Regions from separate parts of the Homo sapiens genome. Here region 2 is linked to region 1. A link is a loop called in an ENCODE intact Hi-C map of the cell type or tissue named here. Cell type or tissue: PC-9. All regions are shown on one strand. Links, peaks and the distances in the headings refer to the core of each region. The heading gives the core; the rest is flanking DNA.

Region 1 (9,781 bases), core at 1,646-9,645:
TTACAGACATTCCTCATGGACACAGCCAATTACTGGCCTACCCCAAAGTTGTTTTTTGTTTTTGTTTTTGTTGTTTTTTCTTGAGACAGAGTTTTGCTCTTGTTGCCCAGGCTGGAGTGCAATGGTGCTATCTCAGCTCACCACAACCCCTGCCTTCTGGGTTCAAGCGATTCTCCTGCCTCAGCCTCCCAAGTTACTGGGATTACAGGAATGCGCCACCATGCCCAGCTAATTTTTTTGTATTTTTTTAGTAGAGATGGGGTTTCTCCATGTTGGTCAGGCTGGTCTCGAACTCCTGACCTCAGGTGATCCACCCACCTTGGCCTCCCAAAGTGTTGGGATTACAGGCGTGAGCCACCACACATGGCCAGCCTGCCCACAAGTTCTAATTCACATGTGGGGGAGACAAAAATGTTGTCCTACAGTGTCCCCAGAATTGTATACCAACCATCATCAAAGTAAACAAAAACAGTGAGGGAGCAGAGGGTTTCATGTTGAGCCAGATATCCACAGGGTTTGGAGTCAAGTCAATCTGGGAATGAACTAAGACTGAACTTAGACCCATAGTCCTAACAGATACCTCTAGAACCAGAGAGGCCTAGTATCAAATCCATGCTTACCGGCTAGTAGCCTGGGACAAATCACTCATATATAATATGAGAGTAACACCATCTGCCTTTCAGGAACAGAGGAGTCATAAACAAAAAAGCCATATGTGCCTGATACCACAGAGGCAGTCAGTGACTATCAGAACTTAGACACTCTAGAAATAGTTCAGGCTCCAAAATTTTAGGCCAGGGACATGCTTTTATTTCTCAATCACAGAATTTGTTGGATGAAAAGACAATAGATCCATATATCAAGAACTACATCTCAGAATTCTATACCTGCTCCTGTGAGTCATATATCAAAGCTCTAATTAGATCCAAAGAATCTTTTAACCCCTGCAGTCTTTCTTGGGTGACTGAGAGTATAAACATTAGCTAGAAACTTTAGAAAAATGTATGTCATCTATTGAAATATGAAATTGGTGGCCATCAATCACTATAATAAAAAGGAACTGATACGTACACTCCTGACTTCACAGTGAAGGACACAGATTTGGAGATATTCAGTTCTTCCAAATTGGGGACTGCTCTCTGTATGTAGACAGGACAACAGGCTGGGTCAGATTGTGGGAAAAGCTCTATTTCTGGAATGCTGCAGTCCTGAAAAAAAAAAATAATTTGGCTTTGAAATCAACTAGAGTCACACAGTCCAGTCTTCTCAATGTCCTGGACATACAGTTACACTGTTCTCATTATTGAGTTGAATTTCTTCACAAAGAAAACATAAAGGAAATATTGTTTCTCCTCACCCTTTTTTTTTTTAAAAAGTTTTTCTAAAAAGCTGTTAATGACATGAAAATCATAAATTTTATGGAAAAATTATTGTCTCAATGTTTCTGCTTTGTTTTTTAAAGATTCGTTCCATTAAGCAATGCTTAGAGTTACCAAATTGAGTTCAGATTTCAGAGTTACCAAACTATTTGAGTGCCAAATGTCTGTAAGCCTTCCTTCTTAGCAGTATAATAAAACCATAAGGGAGGAAGAGAGTTAAATAAAAGCTGATCTCATCGGGGATATAAAAAAACAAGTAGAGAAGCAGTACCCTCTTCAGTGTTTATCTAATTTACATTGACAAAAGAAATAGTCATTAGAGGTGAGGGTAAAGGAAATCTGTTTTCCTCCCTGTAGGACTCCATTTCCTAGTGCAGTAGGTTTGAAGAAGAAAAGCATTATGAAATTGACCCTTTACTCCATCACAGTCTTAAAAAATCATGCACCCATTGTCCTGTGAGACCTTCCTTAAAAATTTCCCTCATGCATATCTCTTCTTACATATTTCCACTGTCACAGCCCTTGGTTAGGCCCAAACTTTGATTACAGGCCTACTTACAACCACTAGTCAAGCACTAGCTACTACTCTTTAGACAGCTGAACTTGTTAGAACATCACTTTCCTCAAGAAACTCATTGGCTTCAGACCCAAGCACATCAAATTCATGTTTCTGTTTGTCTTTCTATAATAGGACACCAAACTAGTGATCCACACTAACTTCCTACAACTCTGCAATCATATTGGTCTTCATGCTATCTCCACTTCCACTCCAGCCTCTGTAGGCTTTGCAGATGTTTCCCCTATCTCAACTAAAGAAATAATTCTTTGTATTCTTACTTTCAAAAAGCTCTTCTAATAGTCAAGTTCTAACTCAAAAAAAGACCTTATCCCTTCTTAGGGAATCAAAATTACAATTATTTTTTCCCTTCTCTGAAATTACAGGTACATTTCTGTCTTAACACACTATCTCAATACTCATGAGTATTTAATGATAGAACTCGATACAACTCAAGTTTTAGTAATTATCCCCTATGACACTGTGAGATTCAAATGCATATGCTTTAATAGGTAAATGTAATAATAGAGGTGGCATTTATAAGAGACTGAACAATTCTACTTAAGTTTTGCAATTCTAAAAGTATAATAGTCTGATTTTTCAACTTTTCCCCAAACTGAATTCTCAATCATTCTTATTAATATACAAAAGCAAGCAAGTTTATACATCTCATTTTCAGAAAATTGGTTCTAAAATGCAAAATAGTAAAGAAGCATAATCTAAAATATCCTTTAAAGTATAAAAGTATACTTCGTTCTAAAGTTTCACTTCAAAAATAAGCAGAAATGTTTAGAACAGTCACCTGTCAATCCTCAAGGCTCTTTTGTATGCTATTAATAATAGAGTTCTAGTAACATTATTTCAAATACTTCCAAATTAATGTCCCCCCAGGGATCTGAGTTATAGTAACAAAATACATAACTAACTGTCTCACACAAACAAATTTCCTCTGCATTGTGTTGTACAAACAATGTTTGGGTGGTGTACTCTAAAAGGGAAAAGCTAAGAAGCATTCAAGTCTACAACAACACAGATGGAAACAGTATAATAGCAAAAGTGTAATCACTAAAAAATGAAAATAAACAAAAATGAGAAGGCATATGTTTGCTGTTATCTTCACTAGAAAACTAATTTTTGCTCTAGTTGATTGAAAAAGATTTCACTGTTAAGTTCTATCTTCACGGTGGCTATTCACAGAAATAGCATGCTTTGCAAAACATATGTATAATTCTTGATGGACAAAGAAAGTCAAACACGAGCAACTGCAAGCCACTTTAAAGTAACCTAGAAACAAAAAACAATTTAAGTTTATATGGCTTCCTTGTATACTTTCGTAGTCCTGCTACACTTTTCAAATATATTAGTGAAATTTGCAAACTTATACTATTATGGCAATTAGTAAGAATGAAGACAGTTTTATAGTTAACAAAATCACAGTAAACAAACACAGTAAGAAAATATATTTGTCTCTACCTTATATAAGATACCTCAGTCCTGCATCTAACAACAGATCTTACCATAAGAAAGATGTCATATCTTTTAAAAAAAACCTTAAATACACAGTAAACATAGTAATTTGCAATATTCATTTATTCTAATTTTATAAATGAAAGCACTTGAATCAAGATTCACCACACTACTACCTTCACCCCCAATTATTTTCCCTGGGTACAAAGACAACCCTTAACTGGAATCTACAATTACTGATTACTGAGGTTATTCGCTATACCTGTCAATCCTCAAGGCTCTTTTGTATGCTATTAATAATAGAGTTCTAGTAACATTATTTCAAATATTTCCATATTAATGTCCCCCCAGGGATCTGAGTTACAGTAACAAAATACGTAACTAACTGTCTCACACAAACAAATTTCCTCTGCATTGTGTTGTACAAACAATGTTTGGGTGGTGTACTCTAAAGTGAAGACATCATGAAATAACTATCTTTAAAGGACATTAAAGTCTTGACTACACCAATATAACAACTAATATAAAGATGATTCAACAAGATAAAGTTGGCATAGAATAGGGAGAAGTGAATCCGTCATGGAAACAACCACCATGAAAGTGAAGCAACGATAGGAAGAATTCTGACAACGTTGGAAAAAGGAAGCAGTTTGATGCCTAATTATTACTTTGTAAAATATTTAAACAAGGCTCATGCCTCTTCCATTCAATGCTCAATAGTTTTATTTTCCTTCCTCACTAAAAGTTGTTAACCTGTTCGAGACACACGAACTAACACTGCAACTAAAAAAAAAATGATTCCGAGAACAAACACTAGAAGAAAAAGTACAAGCCTGACTTACTCTTTCTTATAATATATTCTAAGCAAATGGTGGACGTGCAAATATCCATTCAAATATCTATGCTCACCAGATTAAATCTGTTTGATTTTATTGTTTGATTTTGGTGGGGGGGGTGAGAGAGGTGGCTGTTTGCCATATATTACTCATTTTTTTCCCACTAGGCCTTGGCATAGTGCCTGATTTCACAAAGAAAGCACAAAACCACAAGTGATATAAATCTTAGAAGAGTTCAGTTACGAACTAACTAGTCATTTTTTCAAGGAATTTCTAGTTGAGTTAATAGAGTGAGCACTCAAATGGTTATCTGCAGAACTGAACTGACTACAGTTAAATCTTTCAGTGAAAATGGACATTGCTCTCTCCACTTCAGCCATCTTAATCTCCTTGCAGTATACTAGGCCACCAAAGCTCACCTCTGTATCTGACAAAAGTGGCTCTGCCAGGAACTCCCTCATATCTCCCAGACTGCTTAACTCCTGTTAGTCCTTGCAACATTCCAAACAGGTGCCACCTCCTCCAGGTGACACGCCTCTTCCCAAAGGTGAGTTGTTTCTTCTGTGTGCCCTGGAGAACGCTTCTCACATCATATAATCATGTGACTCAGCTGCTCTCCCCGAGTCTTTAAGCAACCTGAAGTAAGGAACCATATCTCACTTGTATTTCTATTCCCTGTGCACACCACAGTATTGGCTCAAAAGCAGACACAAATATTGTTAAATATAGGTTTGCCTACAGCTTTGCAGACAGTATTGATTCACATAAAATATGTGCAGACACCTTTATAACTTAGAGTTTTTCTGTAGGCTATATTTAATTTCTCTGAATGCTATAGACCACTGTCAAGAGTTTAATAATAACAATCCAAGTCATCATGATAGTTTTCATCTCAATTTATACTTTTTATGTATATAAATGAAATCTCCATAACTTGAAAACTACATATATCCATTACTGTCACATGAGTAACTGTACTGTATCACATATTATGAAGGAAATCTTAAGAATACATGTGAGGAGAATTCTGTCCTTATCTAAGATGTCCTTATCACTAATTAACCCCTCCTCTATACTACCACAGAACTTCTTACAAAATATTTTATTATATTGGAAGACCCTTCTCATCTTAGTATTAATATTTTCTAAGCAGAAAAGTAAAAAATACCTTCCCTTCCTATTCCAATCCTCCCTTATTTCCCCTAACACACACACATGCATGCACACACGTCTATACTAAGTAGTAGCAATCTACACTAGAAAAAGATATATCTGGAAATCAATAAGGAATCTCTAAGATTCCTGAATAGTATACTTCTAATTAGGAACAGTGTATACTAATTAGGAGTATTCTGTAATACTGTGCTGCTATTATTATTATTATTATTATTATTAGACAGAGTCTTGCTCTGTCGCCCAGGCTGAGTGCAGTGGCATGATCTCAGCTCACTGCAACCTCTGCCCTCCAGGTTCAAGTGATTCTCCTGCCTCAGCCTCCTGTGAAGCTGGGATTACAGCTGCCCACCATGACATCTGGTTAATTTTTGTATTTTTAGTAGAGACAGGGTTTCACCATGTTGGCCAGTCTGGTCTTGAACTCCTGACCTCAAGTGATCCACCCACCTCAGCCTCCCAAAGTGCTGGGATTACAGGTGTGAGCCACAGTGCCCAGCCAATACTATACTATTATATATTACTAGGAGTATTACAGTAGGAGCAGTAGCATACTAATATAGTAGTATACTATTATAGTATAGTGTATAGTATACTATTATAGGAGAATACTATTCCTATTAGCTTATTTTAATAGCAATAGTATAATCCTATAAAATATATATATAGTACATCATGTAACATTTTATATGTTTATTTATTATTACTTTTTGAGACTGAATCTCACTCTGTCGCCCAGGCTGGAGTGCAGTGGCGTGATCCTGATTGACTGCAACCTCCGTGTCCCGAGTTCAAGTGATTCTTGTGCCTCAGCCTCCAGAGTAGCTGGGATTACAGACTTGCACCACCACGCCCGGCCAATTTTTGTATTTTTAGTAGAGACAGGGTTTCACCATGTTGGCCAGGATGGTCTCGAACTCCCAATCTTAGGTCATCTGCCCACCTCAGCCTCCCAAAGTGCTGGGATTACAGGCATGAGCCACCACGCCCGGCCCATGTAACATTTTATAAACTACATTACCTCTGGTTAATATTTTTAATTGCCATTCACTCTATTTGCATAAATTCAAAAGATTATCAATATGGTAATGAAGATTAATAACAGCACAAAAATTAGCAATGATTTGTAAACATCGCCAGGCCACAGCACAGGTTTACTATATGATAAATAAAATCAAATAAAAAATAGAAAAATCTACAGTTGTTACCTTTAAGACACGTTTGAGAGAACCCAATATAAAGTTTCTTTGTGGATGCCTTCTGTTCTGAAGAATCCAGTCACGATTTAACACCTTTTCCCCTTCTTCTAGCACACATTTCTGACCTCGGAAATGTGGTTTCTCATATAAAATCCAGCTAAACAAAGAGAAATGCAATGATGAGTTATATTTAATTTTCTAAGAAATAAGGCATATAAGTCACAGACCATTTTGTCTACTTAAATTTTTTAAGCTGGGATATCTTCCACTATTAGCATATAACCCTATTTTTTGAAACAATGATATATGCTAATTTAAGTACAGGCGAACAGTAAAGAAAAAATAAAAGTGCATATACCTTGGAAATAAAAATACTTTCTGAACATAGTACCACAATATATTTCTATGTCTATATTTATGTATGTATGCTCTTTATAGATGTGGTCTATACGAAACTATACAGTTGCATAAAAAACAATAGTGCAACAATTCCAAATTATACTTCTAATTTTCTTGTTGCTGAATAACACAGGACACATGTCCCATTTTATTATATGAAGACGAGATTACACCATATGATTTAAGACATGAATGCTGACCTGGGTAGCCTAAACACTGGACAGATAAATTCTGGCTCCAGCATGTCCATGGGTCATGGTCCATAATAAATAGATAGGGTTGCCCCTCATTTTTAGACCATACAAAGATTCCTTCACTTCTTGAGCAAGTCAGCTATACAAACAACTTTAACTATGTGGCCTTCACATTCCTCAGCATCCCACAAATTCTGAACTCATTTTCAAAGCTATGCTTCATTCAACTGAAGCATTCACCCAAACTTGCCAAATCTATCCTGCTAATAATGTAGTTACAGAATGGTATTGATTGTATAGATTAGGTCTTGCAACTTACTGGCTTAAGCACTAAAAACAGATTGTATTTTATGCCATAGTAAATAAAAAGAACAATTAAGTTATAACACACTAATAATAATGTTTCAAAATCTTCTGTCGAAAAGTAGAGGAAGGAGAATATGACTTCAATAAAAAATAGAAAAAAAAGCATTAACAGCAAGAAGACACATTTAATTTAAGAAAATATGCTATAAAATTTTAAGAAACTTCTTACCAGCCCCTTACAACTTTTATTAGAACTCCATTTGGAAAAGACCATGATGTAGCATCAGGAATATTACAGTAGACTTCTTGTTTATATGTACTTTCATGGAGATCATAGATAACCATCTGCAACACAGTAAATAGCAGTAAGTAGTTACAATAACTAATTTTTAGAATGTATTTTAAATTCTAAAATGTCCTAGAACATAGAAATAAATATCCTAAATATACAAAAGCAAATGTTACTTTAGATGTTAAATCCTTGAATAAAATCATTATCTAAGTCACTTATATTAAATTCCTCAAGCCTGAAAGTTACCTAATGTTTAACCTTTATCTTAGTTTGAGAAAGTTATCCTTACCTTCCCAGGTCTTGGGTTACATCTCAGAGTTTGTTTGTCAACATTCTGAAATAATAAAAGTGGAAAAGTAAGCTTTAAGAAACATCGGTGAAAAGATGCATAATTCATTTTCTTAGCAGTCTTGTATCCAATTTATCACATATTTAGTTAGTGATCATTATGAGCAAGGTGCTTCTCTCGATACAAGTGATATAAATACAAATATATAGGAAATTAACACATTGTCTCTGCCCTCAAGAAGTACATAGCTTAGAATGGGTCAAACAGATGATCATATTTGCATAGCTCTACTAAGCCAGGGGACTAAGTTACATTCACAGGTAAAATACAAGGAAAACACTAGGTTATGGAAATGGCACCAGCATGGAGGTGAGGGCATACAGAGGTTCAAAGAGGCATTTCTGAGGAAGTAGTATTGAGGGACCTTGAAAAACAATATTTCAGTGAGTGGAAAATGTGGCAGGTTGTGATGGGATAGTGAATAAAGAAATTCTAGGAAGAGAACCATCCTGGGGAAAAGTGTACTGGTAGGAAACACAGAGTGTGCACCCAGAGTGTGGGGAGACAAGGCTGGCAAAACAGAACTTGGGAGCCTTATAATGCAGAGTTAAGAGGTGCCACTTGATTTGGTAGGCAGTGGAGAACCATGAAAGAAATATTTCTTCAAATCCTATCATTTCTTTTAAAATGACTTTGCTTTGCAAGGTTTTGGTTGGTCTTTGAGTATTACTATTTGCCATGAAGATTGTTTAAGGTAAAAATACAGGCCTTGGACATCCTGTATCTTTATCTTGAAAGTACCATGATCTTGGAAATGCCAGAAAGGAAAGTCCCATATTTAATAAGCATTCTACATTAAATATTTAAATATTTCTAAATCAAAGAAAACTGTAATTGAATTTAAAACATTTTCCAGCTATAAAGTTTTCAGTTCTTTTGTTTGATTTAGGTTGCTCACTGCCCTGCGTTGCATGAACAACATGAGTTGTTGTAGTGCGAGGCTGCTGTCAAATACTTAAAAATTTTACTTAACAGAAAGATTTTTCATGAAACTAATAAGCTAAATGCAAAGTGACAATTTTCCCACATACAGTACCTTGAGAAATTTGGAATGTTGTCACTTAATTTAGTTTGAAAAATATTAGCAAAAGACTTCAAAATAACCTTGCTTCAGTATTATGCTTTTTAAATTCTGACCAAGCAATTTTTTTTTCTAAGTAGTCCAGCTAAAATACATGAGTTATGATATATTTCAACCAAAGAATCTGATATTTTTATGAAACAAACTTTATACAACTTCTACAACCTCAAAACATTTTCTTTTTTGCTTTGTTTGTTTGAGACGGAGTCTCACTCTATAGCCCAGACTGGAGTGCACTGGTGCGATCTTGGCTCACTGCAACCTCTACCTCCCAGGTTCAAGCCATTCTCTGCCTCAGCCTCCCCAGTAGCTAGGATTACAGGCGCCCGCCACCATGCCCGGCTAATTATTTTTTATTTTTAGTAGAGACAAGGTTTCACCATCTTGGCCAGGCTGGTCTTGAACTCCTGACCTCGTGATCCACCTGCCTCGGCCTCCCAAAGTGCCAGGATTACAGGCATGAGCCACCATGCTTGGCCAAAACATTGACTTTTCTTAATAAGCCTTTAGATAATTTCGTGACCCAAAGCTTTAATAACTATTATTAATA
Region 2 (9,781 bases), core at 1,034-9,033, 71 kb before region 1:
CACATGGCCCGCAAACCAAAAATACGTACTGTCTTTCCATTTGGCTCTTCACAGAGGTTGCCAGCTTTGTTGCATCATGTTTACATAGATTCACGGTTGGTTATCTTTAAAGACTAAGCCATCTGTACTCTCGGAAGTCAGGGCTGAGTTACTCAGGCCGGTGACCTGGCTACTTGCTCTGCCCGAGAAGGTCAGGCTTCATAGTGGCCTTTAAGTGTAAAGGGTGTGGATTCTTTGTATTGTTGCCATGCCCATGCCCATTAAACAGTCAACACAGAGTCCATTAGGAGATGCACTGAGTCTCCTGGACAGAGAAAGACCATGTTGTACAGTATTGTTCAAGTGTGTATGTGTATGTGCATGTCATTTTTTTTTTTTTTTTTTTAAGACAGAGTCTCACCCTGTCACCCAGGCTGGAGTGCAATGGCGTGATTTCAGCTAGCTGAAACCTCCGCCTCCCGGGTTCAAGCAATTCTCCTGCCTCAGCCTCCCGAGTAGCTGGGATTACAGCTGCCTACCACCATGCCCGGCTAATTTTTTGTATCTTTAGTAGAGACGGTTTCACCATGTTGGCCAGGCTGGTCTCAAACTCCTGACCTCGTGATCCACCTGCCTCGGCCTCCCAAAGTGCTGGGATTACAGGCGTGAGCCACTGCGCCTGGCCCACATTTGAGCTTTTAACCAGTGGGCCTCTTCAGGCGAAACCTTGTGTCAATGCCCAATGATGAAATAGAAAGGCTTAGTGGCTGTGGTTGAGGGATGGGCATGGGAGGGTGACAGTGGGGGTCTTGGAGCCCTTATCCGCTTCTTTCCCCTATGCTAGTGGCAGCCCGTGCAGTTCATCTGCAGACCCAGACTCCCAGGATGAGATCACGCCTGTGATGGAAACACCACTCTGTGGCTCAGGGATCTGACAGATCTGAGTTTGAATTCAGCTGCTGTCACTTATTAGCTGTATGTCCTTGGTCAAGTTATTAATCCAAGTCTCAGTTTCCTCTTTATTAAAACAGAGATCATGATATTTACCTTGCAGGCTATGAGGATTGAAAAATATTATTTTGCTGCCTCCTTTACAATAAATCTTTAGGCGGGGTGCGGTGGCTCACGCCTGTAATCCCAGCACTTTGGGAGGCCGAGGCAGGTGGATCACCTGAGGTCAGGAGTTCGAGACCAGCCTGACCAACATGTAGAAACCCCATCTCTACTGAAAATACAAAATTAGCTGGGCGTGGTGGCTCATGCCTGTAATCCCAGCTACTCAGGAGGCTGAGGCAGGAGAATCACTTGAACCCAGGAGATGGAGGTTGCAGTGACCGAGATCACGCCATTGCATTCCAGCCTGGGCAACAAGAACGAAACTCCGTCTCAAAAAAAAAAAAAAATCTTTAGAGGCAATATCTGTATGTCTGTCTGAGTTTTTCTGTTGCTTCTTGTCAAATTACCACAAACTCAATGGTTTAAAACAACATAAATTCATTATTTTATGCTTCTGAAGGTCAGGAGACTAAAAGGGATCTCTCTAGGGTTGCTGTACTGCATTCCTTCAGGAGGCTGTAGGGGAGAATGTTTACTTACGTTTTCCAGCCAGGAGGGTGGGGCAAATGTGTATGAAATGAATGAAATATAGTCATGTGCCAGTTGACATTTTAGTCAACAACAGACTGTATATGTGACAGTTGTCCCATAAGGTTATAATGAAGCTGAAAAATTCCTATCACCTAGTGTTATTGTAGCCATTGTAAAATGTTGTAGTGCTACGCATTACTCACGTGTTTGTGGTGATGCTGGTCTAAACAACCCTACTTCTTTGCTAGTCATATAAAAGTGTACAGTAGGGCCCTAGGCTCTCCCATTCACTTACCATCACTGACGGGCTCACCCAGAGTAACTTCCAGTCCTATGTAGATGTACCATTTATTATTGTTTATACTGTGTTTTTTCTTGTCCACGTTTAGATATATTTAAGTACACAAACACCATTGTGTTACAGTTTTCTACAGTATTCAGTACAGTCACATGCTGTATAGGTTTGGAGCCTAGGAGCAGTAGGCTGTACCATGTAATGTAGGTAGTACACTATACTACCTAGATTTGTAAGTACACTGATGTTTGCGCAGTGACATACCACTTTTCTCAGAACATAACCCCATTGTTAAGTGGCATGTGACTGTATACCTGAGAGTCTCACTCAGGCTGGCACAGAGACACTCAGTAAATGATAGTTATAATTATCAGTAAAGCATTTACTTGAAGTACTGTCAGTTTGTTGTCATTCAGGGAAAATTTGCAACTAAGATAGCTCTTATGAATATATATCATGATATATTCCTCTTGCTTTGAGGAGAATCTTAATTTTTTTTTTTAAGCTGGCATTTCTTGAGCTCTTTCTCCAGGGCTCATGGTCTTAACCATTGCACTAGACTACCTCTTGTAGTTGCAGAGAGAAGATGAGCTGCCCTCAAGATTCCCTCTTTTCTCCATAGGTAGCTGCTACATGGAATATTTTGGCCTGAGTGGGATTGGGAAGGAGGCAGCTCAGGGCAGGAGTAATTTGGGGAGAATGTTTTGGTCCACCCACTTGGAATAGGGTAGAGGAGGCTCAGCTGCCCAAGAAAATGATGAATTTTTGATTACATCTTATTTTTCAGTTGAAATAGGGATTGTATAGTTTTTCAATTCATCCCAACATTCATTGAGCCTGTGTTGAGTGCTAGGTGCTTTGCTAGGGTAGGCTCTGGGAAAGACAAGATGGTAAGATACAGACCCTGCGCCTAGAAGTACTCAAAAATTATCAGGAAGTGGGGGACTGGCGGATAAAATCATATAATCCAATCACATGCCCATCATTGCCCTAAGAGCTTGGAAGCAGCATCTCTAATCCTCAAAATAATCCTGTAAGGTTTGGGGCTATTAAACTTCATTTTACAGATAAAGAAACTGAGGCTTTGGGCAGGTAAATTGCCAGATCATCAGCCAGTAAGTGGCTGTGTCTGTGTGACTCTAAATTCAAGCTCCTACTCTTAACCACTGAAGCATGCAAGAGGGAGGAAGCAGGCGTCCCAGGCACAGGATGTTACCTTCCTTGATCCCTGCATCAGGGCAGGGTAGTCTCAGGTGAGTCTAGTCTCAGCTTGAGAATGAAAAGATAGTGACTTCAGGCACCGAGAGCCTCTCGTGGATCATGGTTAACAGTGACAGGCTCACGGACACAGAGAAGCTAGACTAGCTGCACACGACATGAGCCCAGCATATAGACTGTGCCTTGAGGTTGTGGTTTCTAGAATGGAGAACTGAGACTCAAAGCCCATATTTATCTCCCTGAAATGAAGAGGACTGAGAAGGAATACTTATTAACTTCTCTACCCTTTCCTATTCCTTCCTTTAGCCGGGTGATTTGTTGTACTTTCCCAGAGGAACCATTCATCAAGCGGACACTCCTGCGGGGCTGGCCCACTCTACTCACGTGACCATCAGCACCTACCAGAACAAGTAAACACTGCCTCCCAGCTGCACATGCTAGGACAGCTCTGAGTCCTGGCCTGCAGCAGCCACATTCAGGAGGGATATGAGGGAGTTGGCCCCTACCTCCTATGCAAACCCCAGGGTTTATGTCCTTTACTGACTTCCACATTCCTTTGATGTCCCATGTATGTGACTGGTCCCTCTGGACTTGCTTCTGGGGACATCATGAACCTGACTCTGTAGGATGTGGGGCATTGCCCAAATAGAGAGTCACATAGTTTGGAAAGAAAGAGACTAGCTGTGGGTACATCAGTGTGTTAGTGATGCCAGGCTGGGCTCATACTCTCTCTCTTTTTTTTTAATATGATAAAATATATAGAACATAAAATATACCATTTTAAACCATTTTAAAGCATAGTTTGACATTAATTACATTCACACTCTTGTGCAGCCATCACCACTATTCGTTTCTAAAACATGTTTATTCCAACAGAAACTCTGTACCCATTGAAATCTCTTGGTCTCTTTGAGGGTTTCTCTTTTTACAGTCCATGAAGTTAAAGTAGGACAGGCAGTCTGGAACAGCAGGAACTAAAGTGCATGTGCTGACAGCAGTTCCAATTAAAATCATGTTCATTTCAGCTAGTACCTCCTCACTGGGTGGCAGTGCTGTGTGAGTTATATCCAAAAAGCAGCAACCTTGCTGGTCCAAATCATATTTAAAAATACTAATCATGGCCAGGCGTGGTGGCTCACTCCTGTAATCCCAGCACTTTGGGAGGCTGAGGCGGGTGGATCGCTTGAGGTCAGAAGTTTGAGACCAGCCTGGCCAACATGGTGAAACCCCATCTCTACTAAAAAAAATACAAATATTAGCCAGGTGTGGTGGTGTGCACCTGTAATCCCAGCTACTCTGGAGGTTGAGGCAGGAGAATCACTTGAACACAGGAGGTGGAGGTTGCAGTGATCCAAATCACGCCACTGCACTCCAGCCTGGGCGACAGAGCGAGACCCTGTCTCAGGAAAAAAAAAAAAATACTAGTCATGAGTTAATGTGTTAAACAAATATGTACTAGACATTGTGTTTGTTGCTGGGAATTCAAGGATTTTATCGAAGGGGTTTTGAGAGAGCTTATACTTTGGAATTGGTTGTAGGAGAAGAGATGGTGTGATAAATTCTATTGTAGGTTTGCAGAGGAGACTCTTGGAGCATAGAGGAATGCATTTAGCTAAGTAGGGGCATTAGAGAAGCCTTCAGAAATGACACCAATGCTGAGTGAGTCTTAAAGGATGAGTAAGTAGGGGTGGGTCAGCAGATCAGAGTAGGAGAGGACATTCTAGGTCCAAGGGACGGCAAGTCACCTCCTACCTTCAGGGCCAGAACTTGCAAAACAAGTTAGTAAGCATACCTCTGCTTCCTCATCAGACTTTTCAGTGTGAATTTCACCTCTACATTTAAAAGACTTACTGGAGGAATTAGCTGAGGCCTGGCCCTAGTTTAGTGCTATCTTTCCCACAAGTAGAAGGCCCAAGTTTGTATTAGGCTTCCATTTTGAAAAATGCCCTCATCACTTTGGCTAGGTAGGTTCCTTGCATTTTAAGGGACAGAAAGTCACCAAAGCCAGCTCAAGAAGTGCAGGGTCACTTGAGGGAGTGAGTCCTAGAAACTCCAGGCTACAGAGAGGCTGGAATTAGAAGTCCATTCTGGATTCAGAGCAGTTCTGGACCACATAGTTTGGCCCTTTGAATATCCGTGCATCTGTGGGTGTCCCATCGTTAATGTTTCTCAGGTACTCCCTTTCTGTAATTCTCTTTTCCATTTCTCTTGCTGCTACCAACTGGTTTTCTAGTGACTGGTGTTTTCTCCCTTCTGTTCCTTCTTCAGCTTCTGTTTACTCATAACATTAGGCCATCACCAGTTGCTACTCTGACCTCCATCTCATTGACCCTGTTAGCTTTTGCTTCTGCTAAGGACCTGACTCACTCTCTGTTTCCCAATCCCAAGAGTGAGGAACTGGCCGGCTGCCCCTGGGTCCTATTCATTTCTTCTCTTTTCAGCTGGGGCTGGGAAGAGCTTCCTAAGTTACAGAAGTTGCCTGCTTAGGATTGTGGGTGGGTACCATGATCAATGTGTCCAGGCTGGATTTTGACCTGTGTCTTGGACAGTGATGCTGGAGCTAGAATGAGAAGATGTGACTTGAGGGCCATTGCTCCCCAGAAATGATCCTGTGTTTTGAGCCTAATGCTCCTTCAGGTACCATGTAAAGGTGAATATTTGGGGCCTCTTCCTAACACCTGTCAAGGTAGCATTGTTGGAGTGTTTGGGGGTCTGCTGTATGTTGTTGATTTGGTTGTTTTACCAAAGTGGACCCTTCAAGAGATATTCCTAAATTGTGGGAAGTCCCAATATCTATTCTGACTCTTAGAGGAGCACTATTTAACTTCTACTAAATTCCTCCATGAGCTGTTGCTGTATGACTTCCACCTACATAAACCTGCAAAGGAAGCACATATTGTATGGTGCTGAGAGATCTGCATGTGCCCTCCGGGTTGAGACTCAATTAAAGATGCAGGGTTGGATATAACATTAAGTCACAAAGCAGTGAGGCCGCCAGGTAGTAGATGTCTTGGGAAAAGTGTCTCTCATGTGGCTTTTGTCCTCCTTTGCAACTTTTCTGGGAGGGAAGCATAACAGTGTTAATTTTGCTTACTGAGTGAGAAGTAAAAGTCATACTGTGAATTTCCATTTTCTACTAGCCGGCAATTTGAAATCTGCTGGTGACACAGGAAAATTTTAAATAGCTAAGAAATGTTTAAAGAGAGCATCCCCACAGAGTGCATTTCTTACACCGGCACGCACTTAGGAATGAGCCAATTCCAGATACCCCAGAGAAAGCAAAGGTAATTGAATAGGGATATTTGTCCCTAGATGTTATTTTTAGTCACTGGCTTCTATCCCCCGGTAAAACCACTGCTAGACATAATTGTTTTGGAATTATTGATGGTAGATATTTTCTTTAGGAGTAGCATCCCTTGTAAGTGACAAGGAAAATGTAACATACAACTGTTCAAATAATTACACAATCCAGATATCTTGCTGTTACCCCAAATTTGTTGTATTTATTGCACATAAAATTTGGTTTTAGATCCTATAATGACTGTTTAAATTTCCTACAAATCTCCCCTCATAGACACTTTTGTTAAAAATTTGGTCCATTGAACTTCCTGTTTTATGAAAGTCTATGGTTAATTTTCTGAGAGCTTTTAAGAGAAATCAGTATTGAAGCCTAGCTTCCCACTTTTAACTTTGCAAGTGAGTGTCTGGAACGGGGAGGGAGGAAACAGGGTGGTTGATGAAGGTCTTAGATTTCCATGCTGAGTAATGTCCAATTAATGGAACTCAAAATGCCTGGACAGGGAAGCCATAATCCAATTTGTAGCTTTTGGCTTTACTAGCAATAAGTATTTTATGTATATTTCGTATGCACTCACTGTTTTGGTTTTTTTTTCCCCCTTGGTGCATATCCTAGTTCATGGGGAGATTTCCTTTTGGATACCATCTCGGGGCTTGTATTTGATACTGCAAAGGAAGACGTGGAGTTACGGACCGGCATACCCCGGCAGCTGCTCCTGGTAAGGAGTAAAGGCAGGTAGGAATGAAGGATGGTAGCTGCAGCCCAGGCCAGCTGAAGTCCTACCTTAAGGACCCCAGGATACTTCTTCCAACATGAGCCAGGCTTGTCTACTGTGCTGCACTGCTGAGCTGTGTGACTTGCAGAATGAGTGGAGTGCCATGTGTTATGTGGTGATCCAAAGAACTGTGATGTTGTACAGACAGCTCTGTATTTCACAGTGGCAGTAGCAGGCAGTGTGAAAATGTTGGTTGAGTAAATGAATAGTACGGCCAGGAGAACTGTAGATTTAGCACACATCAGATTACTAGTTAAGAGAAACTCACTGTACTGGAGATCCTGGCCTCGGTGTATTCGTTGGCCTCCTGTTCTTTTATTACATTTTGAAACAGGAGTGTTATTTGATTAGTTTTGAGATGAGTGGATTAGAGCTGAGTTGAGCAAAGGTTGCTTTCTCTGAAGCATTCATCTTAGGACAGTGACCTGCTTTCCAAAAGGCAGAGCTCAGACTGTACCATATTTCCAAGGATCTCTATTTCTAGGCAAAATTCTGAAAATTTTTTGCAAACAATAGGCAGCTTAGAATTAACAGTGTTTATAAGGAAATGATGAGATATCATTCTTAGGGGCTCAGGTTGTCCCTTCCCCTTTGGAATGACATGGATTAATGTCTATACCCGGTGGCTGGCAGTTTTGCAGTCTACTGTGGAGACTGAGCTGGGCAGTAAGTTCTGCTGGCATCTGGGCCAGGACTCACTTCTGTGTTCCTAGCAGGTGGAATCCACAACTGTTGCTACAAGACGATTAAGTGGCTTCCTGAGGACACTTGCAGACCGGCTGGAGGGCACCAAAGAACTGCTTTCCTCAGACATGAAGAAGGATTTTATTATGCACAGACTCCCCCCTTACTCTGCGGGAGATGGGGCAGAGCTGTCAACACCAGGTGGAGCTTGCTGTTTTCTTCTGGGTGGTCAGAGGCTAATGCAGGATGTTTACGGTTTTTCTGGGTAGGCTCCTTTTTGAACAGATGGAAAGTATGAAGTGCTTTCGTGTTAATGTGGACCACATCCATCCTTAGTGAATATGGGCAGACGAGATGTGCTGCACTCAACCTTTAGCAACCTGTATCTTAGAAGTCATTTGGAAAGAACTTGTATCCCACCCTGATGGGAAATAAGAGCCCTGTCCTTTTGGGTGAGAAATATGTATATTTATAGGTACTCTGGTATTCATAGTCTTCAGGAAGTTTTCAAAATTTGAACATTGAAATAATCTTGTTGGAATTAAGTCAGGGTTGGGTTGTCTTTATTTGTGTTGCTTAAAGGAATACCTGAGGCTGGGTAATTTATATAGAAAAGAAGTTTATTTGGCTCATGGTCTGCAGGCTGTACAAGAAGCATGGTGCTGGTATCTGCATTTGGAGAAAACCTCAGGCTACTCACAGTGGAAGGGGAAAGGGAGCTGGCATTTGCAGAACACATGGTGAGAGAGGAAGCAAGAGCGAGGAGAAGTGCCAGGCTCTTTTTAACACCAGCTGTCATGGGAACTAATGGAACAAGAAGTCACTCACCGCCCCCAACCCCAGGGAATTATCTATTCATGAGGGATCTGCTCCCCACAATGTGACCCAAACACCTCCCCTTAGGCTGCACCTCCACACTGGGGATCAAATTTGAACATGAGATTTGGATGGGACAAACATCCAAATCATAGCATGGGTAAAATTGTTACCATCAGCCAGTGAGATTCAAGAAATGTCCAAGATTATCATCAACCTTCTCCAAGGCACAGGTGCCTAATTTATGACAGATTTAGGCTGCAAATGATATAACATACTTTTGGATGGATGATGTCATTGATGACTTCCAGATGGATGATGTCAGTATCCTATAGCAAAGACCACCAAGAACATACTCCTGAATTCAGACGAAATTGGATTTATTGACTTGTTGCAGTGGGAAGACCACACACCATTGAGAACTGCAGGGCATCTCAGTAAAACGGTGTTAGAAAAGACTTATAGGACTCAGGTGTATGTTAGGTGATTTTGGAGAGGGTTCAAGGAAGCAGGGCTTTGCTCTGGATTGGATGCTGTCAGGAAATGGAAGGGATTCTATGATTAAGTCTCCTAAATGTTATCTGGTAGGCAGGAGGAATGTATGAGGCTGAAGTTATCAATGGTAAAGCGGAAGTGGTCACTCATTAGCCAGAGTAGGGGGATGTTCGGTCAGTGTTGTGGTTTGGAATATGTTCTTGCCTTGCCTGAGTCCAGACATGAGTATGTACGGAGTGGTGGTGTTTTGTTTTGACCTATCATGGTGACAGTGATCTCTGATGTTAGCATTCTGTGGAATTGCCTGTGTTCAACAGGAGAACACAAAGACCTAGCTGTGAGTGCCAGGCCAGCTTTTTGGCTGCTGTTCTTTCTCAGGGTTGAGTGAAAAGAGTATTTTTTACTAACTTTAATAAAACTCTTAATTATGACCAAGAGAGAACCACTGAGATAGATAATCTATAAGGTCCCTTCCAACACTGATTCTATATACATTTTTATCATAGTCTTTGGAGGAAGCTTAGAATTTGTTTTTGATTGTATCTATTCAAAATAGCAAATGTTTTACAAGCACATGGTTTAATCTTTAGCAGAACAGTTTGCTTATGCACCAGCTTATGGCCCAGACTACTTC

What was found. Peaks named below come from ENCODE experiments on the same cell type or tissue, not always from the same donor. Only the 100,000 strongest peaks of a DNase experiment are listed, where the experiment ranks them.
Region 2: a loop joins it to region 1, with 2.0 times the contacts of the local background. A loop is called at or near these places in 3 of 110 quality-filtered maps.

Annotation. Positions count from the first base shown.
Region 1 is chr3:97,878,058-97,887,838 of GRCh38, reverse strand. CRYBG3 (crystallin beta-gamma domain containing 3) reads right to left here. Exons shown (of 22, transcript NM_153605.4): 5 at 8,091-8,135; 6 at 7,739-7,854; 7 at 6,620-6,767; 8 at 1,072-1,208. Among named protein-coding and RNA genes, the nearest start is that of CRYBG3, 61 kb to the right of the region's middle. In PC-9, for the core only: no CTCF peak of the experiment used is centred there; DNase peaks (open chromatin) are centred at 4,488 and 4,768; H3K4me3 peaks cover 981 bases; H3K27ac peaks cover 1,508 bases.
Region 2 is chr3:97,948,100-97,957,880 of GRCh38, reverse strand. It overlaps RIOX2 (ribosomal oxygenase 2), which reads left to right. Exons shown (of 10, transcript NM_153182.4): 5 at 3,386-3,489; 6 at 6,993-7,095; 7 at 7,866-8,037. Among named protein-coding and RNA genes, the nearest start is that of RIOX2, 19 kb to the left of the region's middle. In PC-9, for the core only: no CTCF peak of the experiment used is centred there; DNase peaks (open chromatin) are centred at 1,570, 4,830 and 5,400; H3K4me3 peaks cover 1,018 bases; H3K27ac peaks cover 2,213 bases.